3 separate regions of the Homo sapiens genome follow, and all the other regions are linked to region 3. Evidence: chromatin loops called from intact Hi-C (ENCODE). Cell type or tissue: CD4-positive, alpha-beta T cell. All regions are shown on one strand. Links, peaks and the distances in the headings refer to the core of each region. The heading gives the core; the rest is flanking DNA.

The links. Peaks named below come from ENCODE experiments on the same cell type or tissue, not always from the same donor. Only the 100,000 strongest peaks of a DNase experiment are listed, where the experiment ranks them.
Region 1: it touches region 3 in a loop (16-fold over the local background); 2 of 110 quality-filtered maps call a loop at or near these places.
Region 2: it touches region 3 in a loop (11-fold over the local background); 98 of 110 quality-filtered maps call a loop at or near these places.

The regions. Positions count from the first base shown.
Region 1 is chr1:28,755,204-28,759,817 of GRCh38, forward strand. The region is part of intron 4 of YTHDF2 (YTH N6-methyladenosine RNA binding protein F2); the gene reads left to right. Among named protein-coding and RNA genes, the nearest start is that of YTHDF2, 21 kb to the left of the region's middle. In CD4-positive, alpha-beta T cell, for the core only: a CTCF peak has its summit at 1,857 (motif pointing left); a DNase peak (open chromatin) is centred at 1,838.
Region 2 is chr1:28,601,184-28,605,797 of GRCh38, forward strand. It overlaps TAF12 (TATA-box binding protein associated factor 12), which reads right to left. Exons shown (of 6, transcript NM_005644.4): 5 at 4,189-4,277; 6 at 1,667-2,391. The coding sequence ends at 2,356. Among named protein-coding and RNA genes, the nearest start is that of RAB42, 11 kb to the left of the region's middle. RefSeq lists an enhancer at 1,256-1,756. In CD4-positive, alpha-beta T cell, for the core only: CTCF peaks have their summits at 1,835 (motif pointing left) and 2,034; a DNase peak (open chromatin) is centred at 1,828.
Region 3 is chr1:28,515,483-28,521,134 of GRCh38, forward strand. RCC1 (regulator of chromosome condensation 1) reads left to right here. Exons shown (of 13, transcript NM_001381865.2): 4 at 1,243-1,385. It overlaps LOC124904836 (small nucleolar RNA U13), which reads left to right and starts at 1,994; the gene lies at 1,994-2,093. RefSeq lists enhancers at 1,387-1,446, 2,521-3,372, 3,373-4,223, 3,517-3,726 and silencers at 2,597-3,236, 3,287-3,376. In CD4-positive, alpha-beta T cell, for the core only: CTCF peaks have their summits at 2,671 (motif pointing right) and 2,874; DNase peaks (open chromatin) are centred at 2,749, 3,039, 3,509, 3,769 and 1 weaker place; H3K4me3 peaks cover 1,470 bases; H3K27ac peaks cover 808 bases.

The DNA.
Region 1 (4,614 bases), core at 554-3,053, 240 kb after region 3:
CAGGTGCCTGTGATAGTAGCAGCAGCCAGGTGATAGTAGGCAGCTGGGAATCTGGAGCTCAGATTGTTGACAGGAATTTGAATTTTCAACCCTCAGGATAGGTAAAGGCATGGAAGAGTTTGACTTTTCAAAGATTCTTGTAATAAGAATGGCTAACAGTTATTGAATGCTCTGTACAGTGTCTAGCATACAGTTGTCTTGAATATATATTTAAATGTATGTTCATTTAATTCTTGTATCCTTGTGAGGTAGGTATAAGTAGCTCAGTTTTACTGATGAAAACATTAAAACACAGAAAAGAGTAAATAACTTTGCAAAGGCACATGAGATACGAAAGTAAAGCTGGTGTTCTAATTCTGCAGCGTGGTTCTAGAGCCAACACGAGTGAGAGAAAAGGACTATGGAAAAAGTTCCCCAGAAATAACAAAATTTGAAGAATAAAGAGGGAGCAAGTGAAAGAGATTGAGAGAGAATAGTTTGAGTTTCAGAAAGAGAACAAGGAAGGGGCTATTCAGGTTGAGTATTCCTAATTTGAAAATCTGAAATGCCCCAAAGTCTGAAACTGAGTGCACACATGACACTGAAGAAAATGTTCATTGGAGCATTTCCTATTTTGGATTTTCAGATTAGGGTTGCTCAACCAGTATGTATCTACAAATATTCAAAAAATCTGAAATCCAAAACATTTCTTACCCCAAGAATTTCAGATAGGGGATACACAGCCTGTATGGAACTTCAAGCAGTATGGTAGAGTACACTTAACTCAGAGGCTGCAGAGAGGTAACAGATGACTGCAGATGCCAGTGATGTCTGTTGAATAAAAAGTTGCTTTGCTATTAGAGACTTGAAAGTTTTGATCTCCGTACTTCATTCAAAAGACTCTGCATGTTTCTTTATCTTTGTGTTTGCAGAGTCGGTATCTTTCAACCTCTGTTCCAAGCCTTAAAGAGCTATTATAAAGCTCTTTTGTTTGCCTAGTATGGGCTGTTTTGGTGAAATAGACTATGTAAAAATGTCTGAAATACAGAGTTGAATATGAAGAATGGCAGCATTTTGATTTTGATGTGGCTAAAGATTGATCCAGGGAGGACTGCTATTTTTCCATGCTTAAACATTTGTGGGACAAGGGCTAGTTGGCAATGCTAGAATCGTTTAGTATATCTTGAATAGTTTAAACCAAGAATCACTCAAGTATGAGCCATTCTGCTTACCTACCAGAAGTAAAGATTACTCCTCTAACAGTTTTTAGCATTGGAATTCTTTTTTTCCCTGCAAACAAAACTTTTCTTGGAACCTCATGAATGATTTTTACATGTTCAGCTTCCCTTCTCCCAGAAGATACCTGAAGCATCTCTCCTATGAAGCATAATTTGAAACACACTAGATGACAGTGAATTTTTAAAAATGGGAATGATGCATGGAAGATGAGGTAGAGGGATCTGTTTTGATATGGGAGAAGTATGAGGATTCAGCAAGTTCAGCATCTCTTCTAAAGGTGTTGGGTGATTTAGTCTGGGCGCAGGTTTGGAGGGATGAGGAAGAGTTACCCAGGAGGGAGATAGGGAAGGCTTACAGCATTGGCTTTGCCTGCCTGCCTGCCTGCCTGCCTTTAAGGGACAGCATGATGAAGGACTGTTCTTATAGTTCCTTAGGAGTTTATGCAGAGGAGAAAAAAAAGCTCTGTTCTTTGAATTAGGGCAAACGTTCTCTTCCTGCTTTTTTACATTCATCATTGAAATCCTGTAAGTCTGCACAATGAGCAAGGAAAAAGTGGCAGCTCAGATCGTTGCTTCTTTCTCCTACACAAAGCAGGTAACAGTTTAAATATGCATGCTGCTGCCACCTCCTGGACCAAATTCTAGTTCCAGTGGGCCCAATTAGTAGTACCCTAATGCTTTTCATTCCTTGCGGAATAAACAAATAGTCCCTCGTTGAACTGATTTAACTCCAGTTAGCCATTGGGAAAAGATATCAAGGAATTACGATGTATCAAATGAAACATTCTAGGGCAGCATATATTAAAGTACTAATTGACAGTGTGAGACCAAGTATAGAAAAATAGCAAAATCAGTTAGAGCTAGAGTTACCAAGAAACTTTTATGGAAGACTTAATTTGAATTGGGTCTAAAAGGATGGGTAGGAAAAGACAGAAAGATGAAGAAAATGGCCAATCCCCTGTGTGAACTGTTGGATATAGAGTGGGAAGGGACAGGGGCTGGCAGTTGTTCTACTTTCCAACTCATTTGCACTTGGTATTGCAATTTCTGTTGGTTCTCAAGAGATGTTCAGTGTGCCTACTGCTTATGTCAGAATTCCGATTTTGCCTATATCACTTGGTGTACTACATGAAGCCATTTTAAGAAGATAGACTTAAAAGCTCTTCATGTGAGTTTTTTTTGAGTAATGTGGATAGCATATAGAACTTAAGCGTTTGCATGTAAAAATCTTGCAATGTGCAAACTATAAATATTTGCAAGTTTTGCATTTGTTTTTATTATAAAATGTAACCAAATTATAAAAAGCGTAGAAAACAAAAGAAATCACCTGTAATTCCTGTACTACAACAAAACTACTCATCTTGGCATTTTTTCTTTTCTTTACCTATGTAATTTATACAGTTATAATCATCTTGTATATAGTGTTCATTTCATCCTCTTTTTCTTAGTGCTTTAGGTATAATATTTACCCATATTTAGGCATTTGCTGGATATCTATAAGGCGCTTGTCATATATCCTCAATCTCTTGTAATAATCCTGTAAAAGAGTGAAGATTATCTTCATCTTCCAAGTAGAGACCTGAGATTGAATAAGGAAAAACTAGATCACTACCTAGGAAGTAGAACTGGGATTTGTTTTGCCCCAAGGCTCTTTTTGTTTTTAGGCCATGCTATATCTTCATACTTATTTAAAATTGCTAACTGGCCGGGTGTGGTGGTTTACACCTGTAAACCACCTAGGATCACTTGAACCTAGAAGTTGGAGACCAGCATGGGCAAGCAATAATAAAAAGAAATTAGCCAGGTGTGGTGGCGTGCACCTGTGGTCCTAGCTACCTGGGAGGCTGAGGTGGAAGGATCCCCTGAGCCCAGGAAGTTGAGGCTGCAGTGAACTAGGATCATATTACTGCACCCTAGTGTGGGCAACAGAGTGAGACCCTGTCTCCAAAAAACTAATAATAATAAAATTGCTAACTGTGTTTTAGTATCTGCTGATGCCTGTAGTCAGTCCCCTTTGTGGACATATAAAGAGAACATAATTAGTTGGAACGTAAGTATGTAAGCACTCAGTTTTAATTTTCCCATCACAAGTCTCAAAATGGAATGAATTAGATCTACTCTACATGACCTCCATGACCATTTGCTGAAGGTTGTAAAAGTTGCTGCTAATTACAGGCAGCAGGAATAAGGAAGAGTGTAAACAGTTCTGGATAATGCACAGCGACAGGTTATCATAAGTAGGACCGTTTTAGTCTACCCCACTGTCATGTTATACATGAACTGCAGGGTTACCTCACTTTGGTGGCAGAGCTAGAATTAGAACCTAGACAAGTTCTTGGCTAATTCAAAGTTTTAGTTATGGCAAAAGTTACTTTAGTTGAGGTCGGTGGGCCTGCACAGTGGTGAGGAGAGGGGAAGTACGGTGGACCTGGACGTGAGAGCTTCAGTATATAAATGCCAAAAAATGGTAACTGATTTAAAACAACTTTTGAGTCACCTTGAAAGTTTAAAAAATACATTGATAACCTAGGTTCTACTTACAGACTTAACTGAATTAGAAATTTTATTTAATAAGCTCCCTAGGTATTTCTTGTAGGATTAGAAATGATTGAAGAGAAGTTTTTCAGTTAGTACAAAAAGTACCCTCTGAGAGTTCTTACTTTGAGATTCTTGTTCTCCCTTACCTACTGAATGAGCATCTTTGGAGGTGAGGCCTTGGAATCTGCATTTTATCAGCTCTACAAGTGATTCTCCTGTATTTTAAATTTGGGTGTATAAAGTTGATATTGGTAGAGCATGAATTATGGATTTTGTGGTCTTGATAATAAATATATAGGTACTGGAAAGACCTGGAGCTCTGGAGGAAGAGTTGGTTTCATATCTGCCGCTGTCACCAATATTGAAGATGGAAAATCCTCTGAGCCTAAATATCTTTAAAACTTAGGGAACATACCTAATTGGGTTAATAGGAAGATTTAGATATACAATCATGCATCCCTTAGCGATGGGGATATGTTCTGAGAAATGCATTGTCAGGTGATTTTGTCCTGCAAACATAGTGTACTTACACAAACCTAGATGGTAGAGCCTACTACACAACTTAGGCTATATGGTATAATCTGTTGTTCCTAGGATACCAACCTGTACAGCATGTTACCGTACTGAATAGTATAGGCACTTGTAATGCAATGATAAGTATTTGTGTATCTAAACACAGAAAATGTACATTAAAACACAGTATAAAAGATAAGGGGACTGGGTACGGTGGTGCACGCCTGTAATCCCAGCACTTTGGGAGGCTGAGGCGGGTGGATTACGTGAGGCCAGGAGTTGGAGACTGGCCTGACCAACATGGTGAAACCCCATCTCTACTAAAAATACAAAACCTAGCCGGGCG
Region 2 (4,614 bases), core at 554-3,053, 85 kb after region 3:
GAACCCGGGAGGTGGAGGTTGCAAGAGCCGAGATCGCATCACTTCATTCATTCCAGCCTGGGTGATAGAGTGAGACTCTCTCTCTCTCTCTTTTTTTTTTTTTAGATGGAGTCTCCCTCTGTCGCCCAGTCTGGAGTGCAGTGGTGCAATCTCGGCTCACTACAACCTCCGCCTCCCAGGTTCAAGCAATTCTCCTGCCTCAGCTGCCTGGCTAATTTTTTATATTTTTAGTAGAGACGGTTTCGCCATGTTGGCCAGGCTGATCTTGAACTCCTGACCTCAAGTGATCCACCTGCCTTGGCCTCCCAGAGTGCTGAGATTACAGGCTTGAGCCACTGCGCCCGGTCACCTGGGTCTGTTTTTATTCATCATTGTATCCCTCTGCTTAGGACAGGCATGGGATTATAAATACTTGCTGAGTGAATGAACAAGTCCCTCAATATGCAGATAGGACAAGACTGAGATAGATGACGCCACTTACTTGTCACACTGCAAATCAAGAACTGGGGTCTTTTGATTCTACCTCAGCTCTTTCCATTAAACTTCCCCGATTCCTGTGTTCCCTTCTGTCTTAGTGGAGATCTCAAAACTAATTCTAGATTCCTTGGCTGCCAAGGTCAGTGACTCATCGTACTACTGAAACCCAGCTGGAGGCCCCTTGGTGTTTGGTATCACCAACAGAATATCCTTTATGAGTGTCACCACTGGCATCAGGAGGTTCTGGGGAAAGTGAAACCCTTCAGCATCCTCGTCCTGATGGTTGGCCACAAGAGTGACCTGTTGGTGAGCACTGGGTGACACCACAGGGAAAGAAGCTGGCTGCCTCTTTGGGGCATTGAAACTTCAGCCAAGAGCAACAGTAACATTAGCACAGCCTCTGAGGAGCTCACTCAGTGTATCTGTGAGACTGTGAAGTGGGGGGGACATGGGATCTAACTCAGGGTGGGAGGGAATTTTGAAATGCAGGGTCTCATCCTGGGCCAAGCTTCAGGACGCAGAGGACCAAAGCAAATCAAGGTGGCTGTGCCTGTGCTAGTGACCCTTGGGTAGGACAGCCATCCTCCCTAGAGCCCACAGAACTCTCACAATCCACAAGGGCCATGCTGGGCCCAGGACAGGATGATGCTAGGTGCCACTGAAGGACATGACCCAGAGGTCTGGAAGGCGCCTGGTTTCTTCTGCATGATGGTGAAAACACCAGGATCAAAGATAACAGCAACTAAGAAGAGATGGGCACCTGCACAGACATGCCTATCCTGAGGACAGGGGCCTACTCCCATCCTTTCTCAGGGACAGGGACAAACACAGCTTTCTCCAGGAGTTCCAGAAGAGCAGGTCAAAAAGGGTTTTTAGGCCGGGCGCGGTGGCTCACGCTTGTAATCTCAGCACTTTGGGAGTGCGAGACCTGTCTGACCAACACAGTGAAAACCCCATCTCCACTAAAAATACAAAAATTATCTCGGTGTGGCGGCAGGCGCCTGTAACCCCAGTTACTTGGGAATCTGAGGCAGGAGAATCGCTTAAACCTGGGAGGCTGAGGTGGCAGTGAGCCAAGATCACATCACTGCACTCTAGCCTGGGTGACAGAGCTAGACTCCGTCTCAAAAAAAAAAAAATTAAAAAAAAACAAAAAAAACCAAAAAGGGTTTTTAGGCATATAACATTGCCAAAACAAGGATGCCTCTTCAGTTGAGGGCCGTGAGAGAAGGTCACCCTACTCAATTCTTATGGCCGAGAAGCTGGACTCAAACTCCTGCTGATGTTATGGCCTCCCTTGGGGTAAAATGATGGAAAATCCCTGAGTTTTTCTCAAACACCAAAATGAATAACGATGCTGCCACCTGCTGACTAGAGAGCTACAATCCAGGCTTGCTTGTCCTGACTCCCTCTGGGATTTCAAAGGTACCCTGTCTTTCGATTAATAACTTCTTTATTCTGGAAAAGCAAATGAAAGTCATATTCATATAAACACTGACATTACAAAGTACAGGGAAAAGGGGAAGGGAGAAGGAAACAAAACCCTTTACAAATCCTGCTAATACTGTCTTACCCAAAAAGACCATAATGCTTTGTCCCATATTCAGTCACTTATATAATAAACCACAAATAAAATCTTCTCTGGAAGATACATTGCTCCTCTTTGAGATGGCAGGGAAAAGGGACCGGAAGTTGGGGTAGGAGGCTTTATTCTTTTGGCAGATCCTCTCAGTCATTATAGATATTGCTGCACTGTTAATAAAAAATATATGCTTCTCTGTAAAGCATTAAAAAAAAAAATCCAAGGATGAGATGGCTGAGTTCTCAGCTCAAGTATCTCCAAATACATTGCTGTCCATTCCCTGACCTTTCCGTGTGTTATTTCTTGGTTGTTTTCCGGATCAATGCCATTCTCTGAAAGGAGAGACAAATAAGCAGTTATACAGCAGCAGCTGGAGTCAGGAGCTTTCTGGAACATTCTGTGTGGCTAGCAGGCCTCATGGTCTACACTGTAGGCCGCAGCCCTCAGAGACCTGCAGTCACAAGGCATCTCAGTAGATTCCTTTTAACCAGAGAGCAGTCTGCAAGGCCCCAAGAGATGTTTAGATGGGCTAGTGGACCCATTTCATCCACCAAACTGCTCTAGGCTAGCAGAATGGCAAAAAAGTTAAAAGCAGGAGAAAGTGACAGCTCTTGAGTTTTGGTGACTTAGAGAATAAGCTGGCAAAGCATGTGTTTTCTTTCTTTCTTTTTTTTTTTTTTGAGATGGAATCTCGCTCTGTTGCCCAGGCTGGAGTGCAGTGGCATGATTTCGGCTCACTGCAACCTCTGCCTCCCAAGTTCAAGTGATTCTCCTGCCTCAGCCTCCCCAGTAGCTGGGATTACAGGCACGTGCCACCACGCCTGGCTAATTTTTGTATTTTTAGTAGAGACAGGGTTTCACTACATTGGCCGGGCTGGTGTCAAACTCCTAACCTCAAGTGATCCACCAGGCTCGGCCTCCCAAAGTGCTAGGATTACAGGCATGAGCCACTGCGCCTGGCCAAGCATGTGTTTTCTGGGGTCCCCTGACCCCAATCTTTTCTCCAATGATGGACACAATAGGGAAGGGGCCTCAATTTCAAAGTGTTGCCACACACAAAGGGAGCTGACATTTCACATCTCATGACCTGCATTGAAGGGAAACTGAAGACTAACAACTTCTACCACAGTCCATCATGGAAACACTCAGATCATAGGTTTCATGATCTGAATTCTTTTACTATTACTAGCTACTAGCCAAATTAACAACTTACTTTGTTCATTCTTTTTGACCAAATACCAATATTATGGCATTTGTCGACTAAATAAATAGGGCTGAAAATGGTTAACTTGGGAGCACAAAGTGACAGTCCATTGTTTGCAGGGACTCTCTTCTGAACAGTGCAATCTTTCCATTCAGGAAACTGGTGGCTTCCCTTTAGGGCTTGCTTCGTGAGCTTTACAAACACCGGCTCCAGAGATACCAGGCTATGGCGAAGCAGGGGCACTCAACCAGGACTGCCCAGTTGTGCCTGCTAAGCTTGGAAAAAGCTCACGTTTCAAATCAGAGTAGCCACTTAAGTTAAGACAGAAAGGATAACAGCCTTGTCAGAGGGAGGCCAACACTGCTGTTGGACTGACCAAAGATGGGGATGACTTGCTCCACAGCAGAAGTAGTATTCTCACACTGACTCCTAGGTTCCTTGTTCAGAGGGAACCTTGTTCAAAGGTAAAACCAGGACACAGGCCAGAATGTCCAGCACGGCAGCCTGGATACTACCTCTCAGAACAAGTACAGCACATTTTTGCTTTCTTTAACCTGCCCTCTCTTCATAGGACCATATATGGTGTTGCAATCAGCAACAATGAAGGAAGATTTCATTAAGGAGGTATGGTGGGGCGAGCTGCATCCATATTAGAAGAACCCAGAATCAACAGCTTTAAGTGACACTCAACAGAGTTACGAGAAAAAACAGACCACATGTGGGAACAGCACAGCACCATGTGAATATCTTATTGATCTCCCGGAGACCGCTGCTGCCTCTTGCCCTCTCTGACCCTTGCTCCAGAGAGTGAAGTTTGCTGTGTGGAGGAAGCGAGGCCCCCTAGAAGGTAGCTGTGTGTATCCACTCTGAGACGTAACTCAAGGAATCAGCCCTGGCTGTCCCCAGGGCTCTGGCATTTCCTCACCTGTTTGTGAGCTTCTGTGGTGCAAGCTTTTTTGTAGGGTCGGATTTCTTCAGAGCCAAATCCTGGGATCCACATGTTCCACTGGCGCTCTGCAAGGAAGAAGCCAGCACAGAGATAAACGTACCAAGAAGGCAGTACCAGGAGTGCAATGTGACCCCCTTGGATCAGGGAGGATGAATGTGGGCATCTGGCTACTAACTCCACAAAGGGATTCTATTACAAATAGGGAAAATGGACATGGCTTCTCCAAGGTTTTTTCTTTTTTTTTGGAGACAGGGTCTTCCCACTCTGTCACCCAGAGTGGGGTGCAGTGGCACAATCTTGGCTCACTACAGCCTTGACTACCCCAGCACAAGCGATATTCCCATCCTGGCCTCCCAAGTAGCTGGGACTACAGGCGCATGCCACCATGGCCAGCTAATATTT
Region 3 (5,652 bases), core at 1,515-4,014:
GAGATGGGTGGATCACTTGAGGTCAAGAGCTCAAGACCGGCCTGGCCAACATGGTGAAACCCTGTCTCTATTAAAAATACAAAAATGAGCCGGGCATGGTGGTGCGTGTCTGTAATCCCAGCTACTCTGGAGACTGAGGCAGGAAAATTGCTTGAACCCAGGGGGCAGAGGTTGCAGTGAGCCGAGATTGCACCACTGCACTCCAGCCTGGGCAACAGAATGAGACTCCATCTCAAAATAAAATAAAAAATACAAATACAAAACTAAAAAAATAAAAATAAAGGCCAGGTGCAGTTGCTCATGCCTGTAATCCCAGCACTTTGGGAGGCCAAGATGGGCAGGTCACCTGAGGTCGGGAGTTCCAGACCAGCCTGGCAAAAATGGTGAAACCCGGTCTCTACTAAAAATACACAAAATGGCCAGGCGCGGTGGCTCACGCCTGTAATCCCAGCACTTTGGTAGGCTGAGGCGGGTGGATCACCTGACGTTTAGGAGTTCAAGTCCAGGCTGGCCAACATGGTAAAACCCCGTCTCTACTAAAAATACAAAAATTAGCTGGGCATGGTGGCAGGCGCCTGTAATCCCAGCTACTCAGGAGGCTGAAGCAGGAGAATTGCTTGAACCCAGGAGGAAGAGGTTGCAGTGAGCTGAAATCGTGCCATTGCACTCTAGCCTGGGCGGGTCAGGAGTTCGAGATCAGCCTGGCCAACATGGAGAAACCCCATCTCTACTAAAAGTACAAAAATTAAGGCTGGGCGCGGAGGCTCACGCCTGTAAGCCCAGCACTTTGGGAGGATGAGGTGGGTGGCTCATGAGATCAGGAATTCAAGACCAGCCTGGCCAAGATGGTGAAACCCTGTCTCTACTAAAAATACAAAAATTAGCTGGGTGTGGTGGCAGGCACCTGTAATCCCAGCTACCTGGGAGGCTGAGGCAGGAGAATTGCTTGAACCTGGCTGCAGTGAGCCGAGATCGCACCACTGCACTCCAGCCTGGGCAACAGAGTGAGACCCCATCTCAAAAAAAAAAAAAAAAAGAGTTGAGGTCTCCTTCCACCACTTGTGTGAAGACCCCAGAAAACTTGCTTTACCTCTTTAAACTTCAGTTTTCTTATCTTCCAACTGCCATGAGGTTTTTGTGAGGAACAAATGAGCTGACATGGATGTTTCTGTAGTTAACAAAATAAAGGGTCTTACAAAATAGGCAATAATAATAATAATCACTTATTATTATTACATGAAGCTACATGAATGTGTAAGATCTTGGAGGAAGACAGCAGAGAGAGAGAGAGAGATCAGAGATCCCAGGGTTAAAAGTTGGAGAAATTTCACAGTACATCATCCAAAAGAGGAGTCCATGATGGAGGCAGAGGTAAACTTGGAGAGGTAAGAAACCCTGAAGACAGGGGAGTGCTTTGTGGCAGGCTCTGCATATAAGAATTCAGCCTGGCCAACATGGCGAAACCCAGTCTCTACTAAAAATACGAAAATTAGCCAGGCTTTGTGGCAGGCACCTGTAATCCCAGCTATTTGGGAGGCTGAGGCAGGAGAATCGCTTGAACCTGGGAGGCAGAGGTTGCAGTGAGCCGAGATCTCACCATTGCACTCCAGCCCGGGTGACAAGAGCAAGACTCGATCTCAAAAAAAAAAAAAGTTCAGTTCAGTTGGTAAGAACTCATCAAAAGTGTCCATCTAGACTTTGGGTGCCGTAGAATGACTCAGAGTCTGAATCAACATGAAATCGAGAAAACGTCCTTTGCAAGGGTTTCAGGGAACACCTGAAATCCTGAAGAACTGTTTGTATCCATCCTGAAGAATGGGTGTTAATAAGAGACAGCCTTTTCTTGGTACCTGTTTTCCATCTCTAACCCAACCCCAACTCACACCCTTCTATTTTATCTGGTCTCTCTCATTCCTCTTGCTCCTCCCCACTTGGCTCCCGTTTTCCCCAAGTCCATTCTCTATTTTGTTCTATAAGATCTGATCATATTAGGATGCTCTTGTAGCTCATAAGAAGATGACTGGGTGTTCACACGCATATGAGATGTGCCTCCCTCAAACCTTGTTAAGACATGGGCACATACCCATCTGATGTTAACTCACGGGGAAAAAAATCTGATCATGCCATTCCCGTGCCCAAATTCCCATATATCCCTACTGCCTCAGGATAGAGGCTGGACCCCTTAGACACACAAGACCCTGTATCCATGATCTGTCACTCCCACAGGCACCCTCTACTCCCATCTACTTGGCAGTTTCCCACAACCTCCCTGGGTTCTCGTGGTTCCCTGTCATTGCAAACGTCGCTTCTCCTAGGATGTCCTGCCCCCCTAGACTTAACTTGGAAAGCTGTTCTTAAGCCCCGGACTGAGTCAGATGCCCCTCTGGGTATCCCTGTCATAGCGTTGTGTGGTTGTTGATAGTCTGATTTTTCAACCTTCTCCATGCCCTCTTGAGGGTAGGGAAGATGAGTATCTTTTTTCTCCGTACAGACCCTACCGCACAAGATTTTCCTAAACAGACCGAACTCAAGGAGTCTTTCTGGTTGTTAGTCCACGTGTCCCGATTTGGGGTTTCCAAAATACACGCCCACTGGAACCGGGCCAGGGGAGCCAGCCTGGCCAAGGGCTCCCCCAGCCCGGCCAAGGGCTCCCCCAGCCCGGGAGCGCGCCACATGCAGATCCTGGGATGGCCGCCAGGGGCCGCCGGGCTCTTTGTTTTCCTTTCTCACCCGGGTCGGGGCCAGAGGCCTGCAGAGCGCATGCTCTGGGGCAGTTCGCGGCCCGGCGGGGAGCGCCGGAGTTCCTTGTGGCCGACGTGCACCAAGGTAGGTCTCGCCTGGGACGCGCGGAGGGTCCGGGCAGAGGGCGGTAAGCGGAGCGGCCACAGCCGGAGCACGGGCCGGTCCACGCGGGCCTAAGTCGCTGCCCGCTCTCGCCCGTGTCGCGCGGCGCCGGCCCCACGTGAAGCCCGGAGGCAGGAAGGCGCGGTGCGGGCTCGCGATTCCCCGGCCCCGCGGGGCGCTCCAGCAGCGGCTGGGCGCTGCCTCGCTGGAGCTAGGGCCGCGCGGCCCCTCCGCCGCCGCGCCTCTCACGCCCGCACCGCGGCGCCCGCGCAGGCGGGAGATTCAAACTGCGCGAGCGCGGCGGGCCGGGTGCGCGCGGCCGCCCGGGCGGGGGATGGGTCTCTGCCGCGAGGAGGATGGTTTTGTCCGGCATGCGCTTGGAGAAGGCGGTTTGCAGATCGGGGAGGGAGCCCTGCCCGGGAGAGGGTGGGTCGTAGGAGCTCGAGGGTCTCCCGCTGTGGACCTTTGGGAGCCGTGTGTCTTGAACTCCGCAGCAGCTCAGTCTGTCAGCAGATTATTTGCTGGCCATTTATTGCGTCCCTCTCTTGCGGGGCTGGGGGACAGTAGTGAGAAGAGCAGGCCCGTGTCATTAGCGAACTATGCCCTTGAACCCAGGCGACGGACGCTACTGGCAAGTCATTCATACGTCACATATTGACCTAACTTCGACCACGTGTGACTTGTGTGCCCTAGCAGAAGTTGAGTGTGTGGGGTGTTACGGGGAGCCCTCAGGGGGATCCCCCACCCTGCCCAGGAGGCTCAGGGATGGCTTTCCAGGTGAAGTGACTCTTGAATGGGGTTTTGAAGGAACAGAGTTTTTCAGGCAGTCTGAGGGTAGTGGGATTAGGGTGATACAGGCAGAGGGATTGCACGTGCAACGGCATGAAGGTATAGGTATTGTGGTCAGGGATACCACAGGTCTTGAGGTGACTGGAGGAGGAGAGTAACAAGATGATACAGCAGGGGCTGGGTCACGAAGCGTCTTGTGTGCAAGACTAAGGAACTCTGCGGGGTGGAGGAGGCAGGGAAGATTTCCCCCAAGAAGGGTATCAGAGTGAAACCTGGACAGATGAATTAGGAGTTCACGAGGCTCCTGTTTCAAAGACATCCCAAGAGCAGGAATCCTGTTCTGTTCATCGTTACAACTTTCTCATCAGATGCCCTTGGGCAACCCACCCAGTCCCCCAGAGCATTGGTTTCCTTATCTGTAAAGCAATGGTAGGGGGCATGTGGTGAGGATATAATTTTTTTTTTTTTGAGACGGAGTTTCCACTCTTATTACCCAGGCTGGAGTGCAGTGGCGCGATCTCAGCTCACTGCAACCTCCACCTCCTAGGTTCAAGCAATTCTGCCTCAGCCTGCTGAGCAGCTGAGACTACAGGAACACACCACCAGGCCCAGCTAATTTTTGTATTTTTTTTTTTTTAGTAGAGACGGGGTTTCACCATGTTGGCCAGGCTGGTCTTGAACTCCTGACCTCAGGTGATCCACCTGCCTCAGCCTCCCAAAGTGCTGGAATTACAGGTGTGAGCCACCGCACCCGGCCAATTTTTTTTTTTTTTCTGATACAGAATCTTGGTCTATCGCCCAGGCTGTAGTATAGTGTCGTGCTCTCAGTCGCTGCAGCCTCCACCTCCCGGGTTCAAGCGATTCTCCTGTCTCAGCCTCCCGAATAGTAATATCCTATAATTTTCATAAAGCAGTGAAGTTGTGTGTCCCTTCCCCCAGGAAAAATGAACACATAGGCCCAGGCACAGGTTGTATAGAACGGGGATCCCAGGTGAGAAACTCCTAGTGTGAAATATACCACCTGTGTGCCTGGCATAACAGCAGCTCACCAAATGTATATTGTTGACACATGAGCCCTCTCCTCCCTTCCCTCCTGGGGACCTTACACACAGAGATTTTTCAGCCTTAGTCTGGCAGGCAAGTTCTTCCTCCTGGTGTGGGGGACGGAGGGCACAGCTGCAGTGGCCTGGGAGGGCTCTGTCTCCTTTTACAGAAATCGAGGCTGTGGTGAGGTCACTGGAGGTCAGGGCAGGAGCACCAGGCTCCGGGCAGACTGTCTAGACTGGCGTGCCTACCCACTTTCTTCAATAAATAAGGAAGGTGAGGTGGGGGTAGGGCAGCTCCAGCTCTGGTGGAGCATGGTCATGAGACTGGGATTTCATTCCACCTCTCTGTGACCTGGGTCACCTTTCCCTGAGCCTCATCTTCCCCTTAGCTGTAAAACTGGGATGAGTCTGCTCACCTCAAAGGGCAGCTGTGGGCATTCAGGAGTGCCTGATGGTGGAAGCTGACTCTGTAGCCGACTTATCTGTGACTGTCTCACTCTTCTCCCAGAGACTGTATGCTCCTTGAAGATGGAAGCTGTGTTGTGTGGGGCGGGGTGGGGAAGCATGATGCCAAAAGCCAACTCCTTATTCCCAGCCCAGACACTCACTGCCTGGTTAAGAAAACAGCCAGAGAGGCCGGGCTCGGTGGCTCACGACTGTAACCCCAGCAATTTGGGAGGCCAAGGTGGGCAGATCACCTGAGGTCAGGAGTTCAAGACCAGCCTGGCCGACATGGTGAAACCCCGTCTTTACTAAAAATACCAAGCAGTTAGCCAGGCGTGGTGGCTTGCGCCTGTAGTCCCAGCACTAGGGAGGCTGAGGCGGGAGAATCGCTTGAACCTGGGAGGCGGAGGTTGCAGTGAGCTGAGATCGTGAGTCTGAACTCCAGCTTGGGCAACAGAGTGAGGCTCCATCTCAAAAAGAAGAAAAGAAAAGCAAATAAAGGAAAACACACCCAGAGCAGTGAGAGAAG